2 separate regions of the Homo sapiens genome follow, and region 1 is linked to region 2. The links are chromatin loops, found by intact Hi-C in ENCODE. Cell type or tissue: endothelial cell of umbilical vein. All regions are shown on one strand.

Region 1 (8,000 bases), 140 kb before region 2:
TTGAGAAATTAAATCTAAGACAATGTATTATTCATATTCATTCACTGGCAATGTTCCCCAAATTTTTCATTTTTGCAGACATACGATGGGCAGGTTTCAATTCTCTATTTTAATGAATTTTATTAGTACATATCTTCTTAAGCATGTCAAGTAGAAAAAATAATACAAGCACTGTATATAAGCACTTTATATCTGGTATATATAAAGCACTACAACTCAACTGTCAAAGACTTTCACGCAGCAAACAGCGTTGTGAGCTTTAGGAGTCAAACCTAAAGCAGATTCTGTGAGAATCTAGGTTGTAACCTTCTCCCAGCTCAAAGCACACAGAACACATGGACATTTCTGAACGTGAATGGTTCTTTACAGTGCTATAGAGCGCCTTCGTAAGTGTATCTCACTTACTCCTCGCACGACCAGGAACAGATCGGGTAGGAGAGTGAGTAAAGCCAGTGACCCGAAGTCACTCAACTCCTAAGCGACTGCCTCCCGCCTCCCAGGTCCAATGCCCTTTCCACTACACGTCGGTGGCGAGGCTGCCCAAAGGCTCTGCGCCCAGGGGTCCTGAGCTTGCGGAATGGACGGGGGCGGGCCTGATGGCTCAGGCTGCGACAGAGGAAAGCGGGGAAACACGAAGAGTTGGGCTGGTTGGTTGTGGTGGGACGCATTTGGCGCGGGGAAAAAGGCGGGGACCGACCACGACTCCCCCACCCGCACAAACGCACGCGCGCCAGCCCGGGACCCGGGGGTCGGCCCGGGTCAGAGGGCGCCGCCTGGGAGATGAGGCTGTGCTGGGATCCACCAGGAACTATAGCCCTGACACTCCGTACCCTTGATAATGAGGTGCGCTGAGCCCGCAGTCCCCAGGGAGTCCCTCTTCTTGCTGCCACCGCCCGGGGCGGCCTCACAACCCACAGGGGTCTCTGTCCCTCCGCCACTCATCCCGACCAGTTCCGCCCACCCGCGGCCACGCTGCGCCTGCGCAAACCCGGCCGCCCTCTTACAAGGCGCGCCCGGGTTTTTTTTGTGTGTGTGTCATTACAGGGCGCCGGAGAAATTTAATCTACCCAGCGGGCGGTTCCGGAAAGGCGCCTGCCGTGTAGTCAGGCTGTGAACTGGCAGAAGCTCTTGCCGCCATGCTGGATCAGGGCGGATGCTGCTAGAATAGGAAGGTGCTTGAACTTTGGAGCTAAACTCAGAGCCCTGGTTATTTGGCTCAAAGCTGGTGCATTCCAGTACAGTTGTCCTCCCATATCTGCTGAGAATACATTCCAAGACCCCCAGTAGATTCCTGAAACTGCATATAGTACTGAACCATGTATATACTATGTTTTTTCCTGTATATACATATGATAAAGTTTATAAATTAGGCACAGTAAGAGATGAACAATTAGAACAATTTAATAAAAGTTATGTGAATGTAGTCTCTCTCCCAAAATATCTTATTGTACCGTCCTGCGGGTAATGAAACCACAGAAAGTGAAACCTCAGATAAGGGGGGACTACTGTATAGCAAAGCCAATTAGCTGGGGGCTGTTTCCCTACTATGCCATGAGTGTGGCTGACTATTCCTGCCTTTCTTTTTAGACACCTGTTTCCTAGAATGCTTCTCTTGCTCCCTCTTTCTGTTCAAGTCAGTAAACTCACGTTGTATAATAAAGAATTTGACTGGACTTTGACTCTGGTTCCTGGGAGGTACCCTCAATCCTTAGAATTTCCCAAGTGATAGAAGTGTCTTTGTTATTCATGGTGGGCCTCTGGAAATACACCTGAGTTTATGCTAATGAGATGGCTCATGGAGGGCCCAAGATGATTTCAGAATGGAGGCTGGCCACACCAGAAGGGCCGGCCAACCATGAGGGCTTAGGCTTTGAGTCACATAAGCAGGCCCACCTCTGGGGAGCAGATTGGGGCTGGAGACTGAGTTCAGCCATGTGGCCAGTGATTTAACCAACTATGCCTACATAATGGAACCCCAGTGAGTACTCTGGATGTGGAAGCTCAGGTGAGCTTACTGGTCGATAATCATTCATCAAAGTGTCAGGAGGGGGAAGCGTTCCTGAGGACACGTAAGCTTCTATTTGGGAAATCTCCCACATCTCGCCCTATACATCTCTTCATTTGGCTGGTCCTGATATGTGTCCTTTATAATAAAACTGTAATAGCAAGGAAAGCACTTTCTTGAGTTCTATGAGTCATTCTGTGAAACCTGAGGGAGTAAAGCGAATAGCAATGAAACATCATGTGTAGAGAGAAGCTGCGTGGGTGAGAACTGAGGCACCCTAGCAGACAGTGCTCAGGCCCTGGGCATATGACAGAGACAGCTGGTCAGAAGTGCAGGTGGCCTGGGAACCCCAAAGCTTGTGGCAGGTGTCTGAAGGGGAGTCTTGAGGAGGACCATGCTTTGACCTCTGAAGTCTGTGCTAACTTCGGATAGCACTGCAGTTTAACAAACACTTACATGGCACTTGCTACATGCCAGGTAATACTGTAAGTGGTCTACAAATTTGCATTCATTTAATCCTCATGGCCGGCCTTTGAAGTAGTTATTATTAATGTCCTCATTTACAGACGAGGAGGCTGAGGCACAGAGAGGTTAAATGACTGCCTGACTTGTATGTGGCAGAAACAACTGCCTCTGTGTCTCTGTGTATGTGTTTAAGCATAGGTGGTGGGTGAAGAGAGAGTGGGGAAGGGAGATTTGGAGAGAAGGGAGAGAGAAGCCATATTAACTTTAACAGGCCACATGGGCTTTTCATTTTTTCATTCAAAAACATTTAACAAATACGTTATTGAGCAGCTGCTACGTGCCCAGCATAGTGCTAGGAGCTAAGACACAGTGGTGAACAAGACTAATGCAGCCTTTTCCTTTCCTCATGCAGCCTGCAGGGGAGCCAACACTGAATAAGTACACAATTACTTTTCTGCAAGTCTGTTGCTTGTAGCCTGTGAATATGTGTTCTAGCCATTTGATTATACACTATTAAGTTGTATTGTTCTCTGGGATGGTGAGGTCCAGCATATGCCTCTGTTCTCTCTCCGCTTTTATATAAATCTTTACACTGCGGCTCAGACAGCTAGGAGACTGAGAAGCAACATTGGCAGTGCCATTTCGCCTGGCACATTCAGCTGCTATGAGTGTGTCCTTGGTCTTTGACCCATGAAATCTCAAGAGTTTTGAGGCTAAAATGGGACTCTTATCCTTTCCCTGAAGGTCTTGTATTGTCTCTTATTGTCTCTGGATTGACAAGACTTTCCCTGTATTTTTAAATGAAATTTTTATTGAGGTATTTGTAGCTTCTCATGCAGTTGTAAGAAATAATAGAGTTTCCTTTTACACTTTGCCTAGTTTCCCCCAGTGGTAACATTTTGCAAATGCTAATGTTACAACCAGGATATTGACATTGATACAATCCACCAATGTTATTCAGATTTCACCAGTTTTCCTTGTATTCATTGTGTGTGTATATGTTTAAGTTTATGCAATTTTATTACATGTAGATTTATGCATCTATCATCACAGTCAGCATACTGACCAGTTCTGATGCCATAAGGATCTCGTTAAGGTTCCTGTTTATAACCACATTTACCTTCCTCCCTGTCCCCACCCTGACTTCTGGCAACCTATCATCTGTCCTCTATTTCTAAAAACTTTTTCACCTCAAAAATATTATAGAAATGAAATCATACATTAAGTACCTTTATGTTTTTAAGAATAGCTGTACTCACATCATAACCTCTATACAAGATTGGAGAATCAATATCATATACAAATATAAGCATGGGATTGTAAAGGGATTTTTCCAATTACTGTGCTTTTTGAGACTCAAGACATCTAAATCATGGAGATATTGTCAATTTAGTAGAAGTAAAGTTCTGACTTTGGGGGAAATTTTTTGCTGTAATCCCATGTTGAATCTTTTGAAAATTAAAAAATAAATGAGTTATTACATGTATACCAAGAATAAAATTATAATTTATTCCTTAGTATAAGCCCATCAAGGGGAACCATAATTGGCACAGGGTGGGAGATAGAGGGACTCCTAAGTTTATTTTGTGTTCTATCACATCCACTCCATGAGATTTCCTCTGCAACATCTTTTATTGACATTATTTCTTATTTTTGTTTGTCTAACCTATTTTAGAAATGGGTTAAAAAATTAAAAAATGCAAAAACTGATTAAAGCAAAGGAGGAGAAAAGAGTAGGTGGTCTTGCTGGGCGTGGTGGCTCATGCCTGTAATCCCAGCACTTTGGGAGGCTGAGACGGGCGGATCGCCTGAGGTCGGGAGTTCGAGACCAGCCTGACCAACATGGAGAAACCCCGTCTCTACTAAAAATACAAAATTAGCTGGGCATGGTGGCACATGCCTGTAATCCCAGCTACTTGGGAGGCTGAGGCAGGAGAATCGCTTGAACCCGGGAGGCGGAGGTTGCGGTGACATGAGATTGCACCATTGCTCTCCAGCCTGGACAATAAGAGCGAAACTGTCTCAAAACAAAAACAAAAAAAGAGTAGGTGGTCTTTTGGGTGAGGTACTAAATATTACTGTGTAGCAATCTCATAACATTTTGGAAATGCGGCCGGGTGCGGTGGCTCACACCTGTAATCCCAGCACTTTGGGAGGCTGAGGTGGGTGGATCACCTGAGATCAGGAGTTCAAGACCAGCCTGACCAACATGGTGAAACCCCATCTCTACTAAAAATACAAAAAATTTTAGTATTAGCACCGGGTGTGGTGGCAAACACCTGTAATCCCAGCTATTTGGGAGGCTGAGGCAGGAGAATCACTTGAACCTGGGAGGCGGAGGTTGCAGTGAGCTAAGATTGCACCATTGCACTCCAGCCTGAGCAACAGAGCAAGACTCTATCTCAAAAAAAAAAAAAAAGTTTTGGAAATGCTTAGGGCACACTGGACATGAAAGCCAGTTTAGTGTGAAGTAGCACACTTTGTATTAGCATTAGCGGTCTTCTAGGCTGAAGCAATTTTATAATCCAGTGCTGAATCTTCCTGTACCAAATGCTGCTAGTTCCCCCTAGAGAAGCTTCTGGTGTAGCTCCATCATTTGGAGAACACGCAGGGCTTACTGCAAGAGCCACTAGAAAGTAACTGCTCCGGTGACAAAGCCAACCCATTGGAACACAGAATGCATTCCATCCACCACCCTGGGCACACCTTCATTAAACTGGACTCAGCTGTGCAAAAAGACAAAAGCATGAGTTGTTGTGTGCATGCAGCTAGCTCTACGTATGCCTGTCACCTAAGCTTTGGACACGTGTAGTACAGTGGTTCTCATGGTATGGTCATCACAGCAGCAGTATTAGACTCCTCCTGAATCAGAAACTCAAATTGGATCCCAGAAATCTGTGGTTTGAGAAGCCCCAGGTGATTCCCACGCATGCTAAGTCTGCGAACCAGTGCTTTATTGCAATGTCTATTACCTGTTTCCTCAGCATCTGATAATGAGAGTCAATGATAGAGTTCTTTTATCCAAGTGACAGGGTTCAAACCAAATGGTGAAAATGGTCAGGAACTGGAAACTTCATGAGGTCAAAGAGTTTAAAACTTCTAAGGGTTTTTATGACAAGGTATGTGTGTTGCAGAAGGTCAGGAAAAATGGGGATGGGGGAGAAGGAGAACTTACATTACATGAACAGACTAGTTTATCGACTGCACCAAAGAAGCTTTGGAATTTGTAATCAGGTGGCTGGAAGTTTCTCATCTTGCTCAAAGCAAGCCTGTGGCCTTATTGTTTAGAGCTATGCCTTGTCAAATTGGTCGTATGGCTACTGTATTTCAAGCTTAACTTGGACAGACAGGCCTGCGAGGCACAAATTTCTCAAGCAGATGAAGGTGGGGAGAACAAAAATTATCCACTGCAAGACTTCGAGGACAGATGACACCCAGCAGGAATGGCAAGCCAAATCTGCAGGAGCCATAATACAATTGGCTAGCCCTAGGGACCTGGCCTCTTTGAAGTGGAAGAGACAGCACGAATGAGCCATTAAATTAACTCACTGTGCTGGAAAAGATGCAATGCTTTCATTACCCCCAAAGAAACAAAAGTTTAAAAGATTAAAATATTCCTAAAGGAATCATGATAATGGAAGCAGAAATCCTTGAGATAACAGCAAAAAAATGGCCAGCATCTCAAATTCTCCTGCCTTCCTGCCTACCTTCTTTTGGCCTCCCTTCCTTAAGTGAAAGATGAGTTTTGCTAGATTAGGTAGCAGTTGGAATTAGTTTTATTTGCTAGCAGTATTGGGAATAAAGGCAAAGCCTGCAGGAATGTGGGCGCCAGCAACAAGTAATCATTATTGCAGAATCAAATTCCTCATCTCATCTCTGATATGCCTCTGTGTAACCCTAGAGCTGGGCTTCACGGTGTTATAAATCCAGCATACAAGACACAGAGCAGTGGGATGTGGAGCCCCTTGTGTATCTAAAAGCTCTGCCCAGCAAGAGAGATATATGACGGTAACTTTCTCCCCATTGCTTTTGCAATAAAATTCACCCAGTGCTCCAGGAAGAGTTAGGAATGTAATTCCACTTCAATAAATCAAGACTAAAATTAAGATGGCCAGATATGTAGCAGCCTGCTCAGGTGTATGGAGAATTTGAAATTTAGTGCCCTGGTAATGGGCAGTAGCAGATTATCTAATTATACAGAGAAAGAAGAAATACTGCTCTCTGGGGTAAAAAGCTAAATGCTCTAATCCATTAAACTACCACAGCCCTGCCAAAGCTAGATTCATATTAAAGTTCATGCAACATCTGACTTTTTAAAAAGGAATTAAGTCAAATGTTAGAAAAAAATATAAATGAAAAAGCTGTAGTTCACAATAATTCTAATTTGACCACTTGTCAAATAGTGTATTTTATCTTTGGGTGTGATGTACATGTACCTGATTATAATAGAGCTCTATTCCGTCGTAACAATATAACCGCTTAAATTTTTATCAACATATCTTGAAGCTATTCTGGGCAGACTTGCTATTCTGAATGGAATTTCAGCAGGGCTCTCATGAATTACATTTTTTTTTTTTTGAGTCGGAGTTTTGCTCTTGTTCCCCAGGCTGGAGTGCAGTGGTGCGATCTCGGCTCACTGCAACCTCTGCCTCCTGGGTTCAAGCGATTCTCCTGCCTCAGCCTCCCGAATAGCTGGGATTACACACATGCACCACCACACCTGGCTAATTTTGTATTTTTGCTAGAGACAAGGTTTCTTCACGTTGATCAGGCTGGTTGTGAACTCCCGACCTCAGGTGCTCTGCCCACTTTGGCTTCCTGAAGTGCTGGGATTACAGGCGTGAGCCACCGCGCCTGGCCACGAATTACATTTTTAAGGGGGCACTGACAGTATGATGCGCTGGCAGTGGATGATCGTTCACATTCATTCCACTCCTCCCTTCCTGCCTTCTTCATCCCTGTGGGAGATCTAATGTGCCTATTACTGACTGTGGTTAACCGTGGGCTCAGGTATAATTGGGTGGGGTAAGTGGGAGTTTACCAGTACTGCTAGCAAATAAACTACTACATATCTGGCCATCTTAATTTTAGGTGTAACTGGGAGTAACCATGAGAATTCCTATATATCTGCTAAAAGCCTTAGTGAATAATCTTTTTGCTGAACTGGGGGTGGGAGATGGGGTGTTTAACTGGGAAGTCGGGTCATGGATGGATGATTATGTCATTCTTGGAGCTATGTCACCTTTTCTACCATATTGTGATAGTCATTGCTTGGGAAGAGACTCACAACTGCAGAACTACACAAAATACTTCATGATCTCTTGGATGCTTGGGTATAAGCATGGCTGTGGTTGTTTGACATTGTTCCCATTCTATAATTTCTATTTGTTTTAAAACTCGTTTTTATTCTAATTAATGAAAAAGCTCACAGACGTTTGACTGAAGAGTGATTCTTCCCTACTTGGAATTTTTGGTCTGTTCCTAAAAGTTTCACATGGAATAGGGACATGTGTCTAATCAGGGGAGTTGA
Region 2 (8,000 bases):
AGCATATAGATTAGTTCTGGGGGGCAGGGAGGAGAGGTGGGTTAAGAACTTTAAAATCATGTATCGTTAGGCTGCACAAAGAGTGGCATGCAGAAATCTTCGGGCCCTGGTCGACCTAACCCTGTGTGTACATCAGCGGATCTGATGGGTGTCAGCTGATCATTTCTAGGGGAACAAAGGCAACTCAGTTCTGATTGTAGCTACGAATGGGGCAGTGTAAGAAGTGGCGGAGCTGTTGGTGGATTTTAAGACCTTCATCAGCTTTTCGTTCTTGGACAGAGAATCCCTGATTTGGTTAGTAAGAACTCCCTATAATTAATTGGAGTCACTAAGTTCACATTTTGCATTTGGTCCAAGAAATGAAAATGGTTAAATTTTTGCTGATGGGATAAAAAAGAGTATAATCTAGAATTGAGACTTTTAAAAAGAGTGTGGCAAAAGATAGTATGCAAAAAGGAGATTAATTTCCTACCTTCCATCAGAAGAATATAAAAATAGATTTATTGAAAAATAAACATTTATAGGACCTCCTTTATCTTTCTAAGATCTCCAACAGTGCAGGAGACTGGTTTAGAAACAGTCAATCCGTCAGTTGGTCAAGTGTTTATTGATCATCTACTATGTGTACAACACTATGAATGGTACAAAATATAGGATATGGAACTAATCACCAAAGTTCTCAAATACAATCCTTTAAAGAAATGGCACAGAGGCTCCCTATTGGCTGCTGTGGAAGAGTTCAGAAGAGAGGGAGAACTTTGTGGACTAGACTAGAGTGGTCAAGAAAAGTTCAACAGGATTTAGGAGCTTTCTTGACTACAAAGGGTAAGTGGGGTGTGAACGGGCATTCATGAGGATATTCCAAGCCAGGGTGATGGACCACAGGACTCAAAGGTCAAGGACATTGTGAAATGGATGGCTTAATGAGGAGAACAGCCTGACAGAACAGAGGGTCTACGTGGAGGTGATGGAAGTGTGTATGAAACAAAGGTATGAGACTAAGGCAAATGTCTTAACCTCTTTCAATCTCAGTTATCTATTTCATTCAAATGGATTTAACAATAACTTCCTTGAAAAATGATCATGTAATAAATGAGATCAATTATTTTTCTATATGCAACTTCTGGCATACAGTAAGCACACAGCCTTTGCTAATTAATTAGTTAAATGTGATATTGCTTAATTGAGTTAGATTTAAAACCACTTAGGGTCAGCTCGGGGCCCAGTGTTAAGCATGCAACTTTGTCTGTGGCAAATACTATCGCTCAAATTAGCAACAAATAAAACATGTTTTTAAAAAAACACAATTCCTCTGAAGAAAATAACACCCCAAATCCTTTTTGGGATCACCTTTTCAGCTACCCTGGTTGGGGGCAGGCTCCGATTGGGATGTAGGAGAAACTGCTTCAGGAAAACAGAAAAATAAAGGATGTGGATGTGGATGGGTGAACTGGGAAGACTGATGAGCTGGAAGGAGTTGCACTGAGATTTATTTTCCCACAGTGACTTGAAAGGATAAAAAGCAGAAGAATACGGCTGCGGAGCCTGACAGGTCTACCTGACTACCAAGGAGGTCGGGTCAGCATGGCCGCTTTGATTACTGGAGACACTACACATTTCATGGTACATTAGGTAGATTCTAAAGCCTAATCTGGTCCCATGAATGGTCAAGGTATGGATTGTTCGATGGGGGATGGGCACGAGACAGCCATGTGCAAATGTGTAATTGAGCACGACGTCCTGGGTCTCAGCCCAGCATCATCCACCATTCATGGAAGGAAGGTCCCATCAACTATGCACTCCCTGGACCCCAAAAAGTCATCCAGGTGTATTCTTTCATATCTCCCCCACCCCCAGATTCTCCAAATGCTGTGAGAGGCAGGAAAAGAAAAGTACAAGGTCTTCAATCTTGGAGAAAATTTCCTGACACACAGTAGGTGCTCAATAAATATTTGTGAAGAACTGTTTGTTGAAAAAAAAATCTTCCCTTTTACTCAGTTTGAATCCTCAGGTCCCATAGCTTTTATTGGCCTGTATTGATTTTTCTTACCTATTTTCGAATGTTTAGTACTGGTATCACAGTTATTTTTTCATCCCATGAAAGTCTTCTCCTTGTTGGATTTTGAGCGGCTGCAGGAACTTTTGTTCTTGTTTCCTCTGCAGTGTCCAGTTCTGTGCTTTGCTTAGTGCCTGTATGTGCTGAATAGTGACCGGGCAGCTGTGATCCAGTAGGATGGGCACTAGGTTAGGAATAAGAAAATGTCAGTCTGTCTGTGCTCCGACAGGCAGCATGAGAGTGAATAAGCCATCATCTCTCTGAACCTCAGTTGGGTCACATGTAAAATACGGATAATAATTCACATCTTATCTATAGAAGAGGATTAAACAGTGTATTTGTAAAGATTAAATATATCACTGTACACTAAAGTATTTCAGCAATGACTTTTGCATTTGGCTGTGATTGTACCACCCATGCATTATCATTTTTGTACTGGAGGCCTTCCCATTCTGAGGGGAGATGGATCCTCAAAAGCATTAGTGGGATAGAGGTGAGCTGATACTGGTCTCTTATTTGCTTGCAGCTGAAATCAGGCTAGGCCAAAGCCAGGAGGGCTTGTCTCCCCTTCTGATATTGTGTGACAGGTGACACTGTTGGTTTAAGAACAGACAGCCTTGAGCATAGAAAGCAAGAAATGTATGTTTATGAACCTGCTCCCCGACCTCCTTCCCCTAAATAAGAATTGATGCTGGGAACAGAGAAAAAGATAGAAAAGACTATCCTGTGATTAGACAGACAAACCCATCAAGCTAATCAAATCTCATCAAACGCAAAGTTCTAGGGCATGAGATTCCATGGAAGAGAGTTCCCAGGACCACCAAACTTTACCTAGAGCTTTTCCTAACTCTCTTCCAAGGAATCGCATGCCATGAGGCACATCACTGTGATGGGGAGGGTGTGGTTGAAAATGTCCACTTTGCTCAGTTCCTACTGAGCCAATTTCCAATGATAATGCGGTAGTCTGGTCCAGACCTTTTTTTGTTTGTTTGTTTTTTGAAGCAGAGTCTCACTCTGTCGCCCAGGCTCAAGGGCAGTGGTGTGATCTCAGCTCACTGCAACCTCTGCCTCCTAGGTTCAAGCAATTCTCTTGCCCCAGCCTCCCTCCCGAGTAGCTGGGATTACAGGCACCTGCCACCATGCCCGGCTAATTTTTTGTATTTTTAGTAGAGATGGGGTTTCACCATGTTGGCTGGTCTCGAACTCCTGACCTCAAGTGAACTGCTCTCCTCAGCCTCCTTACTGTGTCTTTATTTCCCTCCTACTGCGTGTTTCACTAGAGAGTCCTCAAGCCGTTGCTGATCCACCATCACCCAACCCACCACAAGTCAGGATATTTTCCCCCTGCTTACTTCATCTCCTTGGCAGCATTGTTAATAAGTGGTTACATTTAGTATCTGATAAAGAGAGGAGGACAAACTGTTCTTTAAAAGGGACTCAATAATATATTTTCACTGCAGTATTATAAGCAGCTCAAATAATACACGAGTACCCAGAGTAAGATTGGCAGGTCGTATTTCACATATCTCAATTCAGTCTCCCGTCTCCGAGCTGCCATCAGTTTGGGAAGACACCCTTCTAACAACATTTCTGTGCATTCCTGTACCTCTCTGCTAGTATCTAATGATGCATATTAATGAGAGTGTATTGGATGCTGATCTCTTTTGATTCTCCCATCAATCCACTTTTTAGACACTGCAGGTGTCTCTCCTTCGTTTCACAGAGGTCAATAACCTGGCCAACATGTCAGAGTTAGCCGGATTCCAAGTCTGTCTTATTTCCAAGCTTAAGAGCTTAAGTTCTAGGTACTTCTTTAGTTACTCTGATACTTCTTACCTAGCAGCTGATTTAGGAATGATGTAGGCTGATCACAAAATAATTGTTTTAAAAGACAGAAAAATTGGATGATGCCAGATAAGATCCAGAGAAAGCCATTTTGATTTTGGATTTTTAGTCCCATTAGGACTAACTTATATGGTGTGTTAGACTCAATCTTGGATAGAGAAGAAAGGAAATTTTGCATGGTAGGTTCTGATGTTGATGGTTGAGTTCAGGACTTACGGCATGGCCCATAGGTGAAAGAATAATTCAGACCTTCCAGCACTGGGAGTCTGCATTTAAATTCTATAAGGAAGTAAAAACATGTTAAAAGTTAAAGCCGAAACATGAACATAAACCATAAACATCAAAAGACAAAAGGCTTAGGGTTGGAAAGCTGACAAGCTGTGAGAAGGCAGAATGGGAATGGTTGGGGGCTGGGCTCTTGGAGCTCCTTGGGCCTTCACTGGGGGTCCCATCTACGCCCAATGCTTAATTTTAGTGGTAACAGAATTCCAGTAAGGATACAAGTCTGGTTTTAACTTGTGCCCACACCGTTAAAAACTATTGCTTGTCAGAAGAGAGAAGAGAGCTCAGGGTAAGGCCTTTCCCTTGGTGTTGGTGAAAACTACCCCTCCCCTATGGGAACTGTGGGTTTAACCCAGCTGCCTCATCAACATACATTTTACGGATTCCCAAATGGGGCACAGATGAGGTGGAGGTAGGAGATGTTTGCAGAGTGACAATGATGATTATGGCCATTTTATAACTTGTAGCAATCACAATTTATTTTATTCAAATAATAATGTAATTATTGGTTTAATTATGCCTTTAAATAAATTAAATATTTTTAGTTTTTCATTTTGTAAAGTTTATGTATTTATTTTTTGAGACAGGGTCTCATTCCCGTTGCCCAGGATGGAGTGCAGGGGCACGATCATGCCTCACTCCAGCCTCGACCTTCTGGACTCAAGCAATTCTCCCACCTCAGCCTCCCAAGTAACTGGGACCACAGTTACATTCCACCATACCTGGCTAATTTTTTGTATGTTTAGTAGAGATGAGGTTTCTCCATATTGCCCAGGCTGGTGTTGAACTTCTGGACTCAAGCGATCCGCCCACCTCGGCCTCCCAAAGTGTGGGATTACAGGTATGAGGCACTGTGCTGGGCCAGAAATTAAATTTATTTTACATTTGAAAGGTCTAGCCTAGGGTCCATCAGTCAGAGGTTTGGGGAAGAAATCTGGCTTTATTTTTTTCTTCCATTTTCACGTAGATAATTCTATTTAACATTAAGCATATTATGACTTTCATTATAATTTAATTTCCCCACAGCAGATACCTCCCTACTTAGCATGAATGTTTGAGGTTTCCAAACAATATGGCATCTTGATGGGTTATCCTGATAAGTTCTGAAGAACTCTCCTTACTCTAAGTCTTAGCTCTGTTCCTGAGAGCAGTAGCCTCATGGCCTTCAATCCTGGATGCATTTTAAAATCATCTGGACAGCTTGATTCACTGGTTTGGAGTAGAGACTGGGAGTAAGTATTTTTCAAATGCTCCCCAGAAGAGTATAATTGTAGCTAGAGCTAAGAAACAGATTGTTAGATAAGTAGAAATTCTTGAGCCGTATTATTAATATGCAGTGGTGTTTAAAGGAATATGGCAATGGCCTTTTTGTGATGCAAATAGCCTGTCTCCAGCATTCTAATTTTTTTATTTGGAAGTCTGAATATGTACACAGTAATGTATTGCTTAATGATGGGGGTATGTCTCAAGAAGTGCATTGTTAGGTGATTTCATGGTTGTGTGAACATCACAGAGTGTACTTACACAAATCTAGGTGGTACAGCCTGCTACATACCTAGGCTATATGGCATAGCCTGTTGTTCCTAGACTGCAAACCTATACAGCATGTTACATTACTGAATTCTGTAGGCAATTGGAACACAATGGCACATATTTGCATGTCTAAAAATCGAAAAGCTACAGTAAGAATATGTATTATAATCTTTCAAGGACCTCTGTTGGATATGCAGTCCATTGTTGATAGGAACGTTGTGATGTGCATGACTGTATCTAATATTGCATGCAAGTGTCTGTGTGAATAATACGTAATGAGACAACTGCACAGGCTTCATTACATAAGAAACTTCCTTTAGTCCACTTAGAAGATATCTGACCCCAGCACTGACAGTAAGTCTTCATTTATACCCACTAAGGGCCCTATAATCTTGCAAAAGTTATCACATAATATTTATTTATATTGACATTTAATACACAAGTGAGAAACATCTACAAATTCCATGAGTTTTCAGAAGTGTTATTTTCCTATCATAGTACTTTTGGTGGCATCTTTTTTTTTTTTAACTTTTTCTTATGGGCATTGTAAAAATGCATAGGAAAGTAGAGAAAATGGTATACTCAGTCCCCATTTTCTAAACATCCAGCTTCAACAGTGATCAACATTTTGCCCATCTGGTGTTTTGTCTTTTCTTCTTCCTTTACCTTCCCACAGAGACAAACGTAACTTTATAATTCTTTCACTTTCTTTGAAAAAATCTTAATAATTGTTTAATATTACACTGCAAACAACCCTCACTCATCTCTTGATTGAAGAGGCAGGCTGTAATTCCATCTCTGGTTTGCAAGGTTTCCTTCTAAACCTAAACCCTTAAGCTATGTTCTTGCAGACTGGGACATTAGCAAGATCTCTCGATTGAATTACAGAATTGCATTCCACCAAGGATTCAGTTTTGTAGAGTACTTAACATTGAACTACATGACGAGGCACAGGAGTAATGGGTCTTTTCAGTAATACCATCTTTTTTTTCCCTTCCGTAAATCAAAGGCAGTATTAAAAGACCTTCAGCTCTTCAGCATGAATGGAGTTAAAAGTATACAGGGGCTGGAAATAGCCCCCAAATGAAGGCAATTCTGTCATCTCCTGAAGGCTTATTCTTTTACCCATAGTTGTTAATATGAATAATTGAAGAATCTGAGAGCTTTTCTGTGATTTGAAACTTTTTGGGTGTATAGATTCCATAGTTTCCATTGCCCTGGAAGCTGAAACAGAAGAAATTACCTGACTTGTTTCTGCTTTCTGCCGGTGACCCATTTTGGGGCTCTGATGCAATCCCCAGGCAGCGGGGTGCTTTGCCTTCCAACTTTGAGGCTGAGAGTTTAGAGGTCACTACTGGCTCTGAGACAGCCTGGACTTTCTTCTGGGTTTGACTCTGGCAATACAATAAAGAGACCACTGTAGAGAATTTCCCATCCTCAGGAAGGTCCAAGTACAACACTCTTGAACCTGAGCAAACTTGTTCTCCATCTGGGAGCTCAAACCAGGAGGCTGTGTATACTTCTCACTCAGATTCAGTTAACCTCAAGATTTTGCCACAGTAGTTCTGAGCCTTCGAGTCTCAGCCCTCTTTTGTCTTCTGTGACTTCGAGGAGAATATGAATTTTCTGGATGATTTTGCAAAACAATACTTAATTTTATTTTTTAAAAATGTTGTCTGCAAATGTGGAAGCAAAGAGGAATTAGGAAAAGAGAGAAAGCTGTAAAAATTTGGGAACCCAAATTCCACCAATTTTGGGGGGACAGGTAATGGAACTGTTTTATATCCCAATTTTGGTGGTGGTTACACAAATCTATCTGTGTATTAAAATTCATAGACCTGTGTACCCAAAGAGAACAAAGAGAATTTTACTGTTACGATAATTTTTAAAAGAAAATAAATTGTTAATCAGGGGGAAAATAAAACACCCAATCCTGCTCATGTTTGGAAGTAAAGAAAATTCCTGAAAGGGAAATAGTACCTTGGGATTATCAATTATTTCAAAAGTTGTTTAAATTTTTGTTGAAGATTTTTTATTTTTACTTATTGTGTAGATGATATTGTACTGACTGAAATTTTAGAAGTCACCAAGAATCATGTATCCACAGTAAATCATTTGTTTACATTTATTTTTTATTATTTTATTTTATTACAGACAGGGTCTTGCTTTGTTGCCTAGGCTGGAGTGCAGTGGTGTGATCATAGCTCCCTGCAGCCTGGACCCCCTGGGCTCAGGTGATCCGCTCTCTCTCTCTTTCTTTTTTGTAGAGATTAGGTCTTGCTAT

Evidence for each region. Hi-C counts contacts between places; a loop is a spot of excess contacts. Peaks named below come from ENCODE experiments on the same cell type or tissue, not always from the same donor. Only the 100,000 strongest peaks of a DNase experiment are listed, where the experiment ranks them.
Region 1: a loop joins it to region 2, with 22 times the contacts of the local background. A loop is called at or near these places in 11 of 110 quality-filtered maps.

What each region holds. Positions count from the first base shown.
Region 1 is chr6:8,063,435-8,071,434 of GRCh38, forward strand. It overlaps BLOC1S5 (biogenesis of lysosomal organelles complex 1 subunit 5), which reads right to left and starts at 955. Exons shown (of 5, transcript NM_201280.3): 1 at 831-955. The coding sequence starts at 942. It overlaps BLOC1S5-TXNDC5 (BLOC1S5-TXNDC5 readthrough (NMD candidate)), which reads right to left and starts at 980. Exons shown (of 13, transcript NR_037616.1): 1 at 831-980. All of the region lies in intron 3 of EEF1E1-BLOC1S5 (EEF1E1-BLOC1S5 readthrough (NMD candidate)), which reads right to left. RefSeq lists enhancers at 163-789, 399-588, 2,279-2,378, 2,389-2,538. In endothelial cell of umbilical vein, no CTCF peak of the experiment used is centred here; DNase peaks (open chromatin) are centred at 467 and 1,057; H3K4me3 peaks cover 935 bases; H3K27ac peaks cover 1,647 bases.
Region 2 is chr6:8,207,608-8,215,607 of GRCh38, forward strand. The region is part of intron 2 of LOC105374910 (a long non-coding RNA gene); the gene reads left to right. Among named protein-coding and RNA genes, the nearest start is that of EEF1E1-BLOC1S5, 110 kb to the left of the region's middle. In endothelial cell of umbilical vein, no CTCF peak of the experiment used is centred here; no DNase peak of the experiment used is centred here; H3K27me3 peaks cover 458 bases.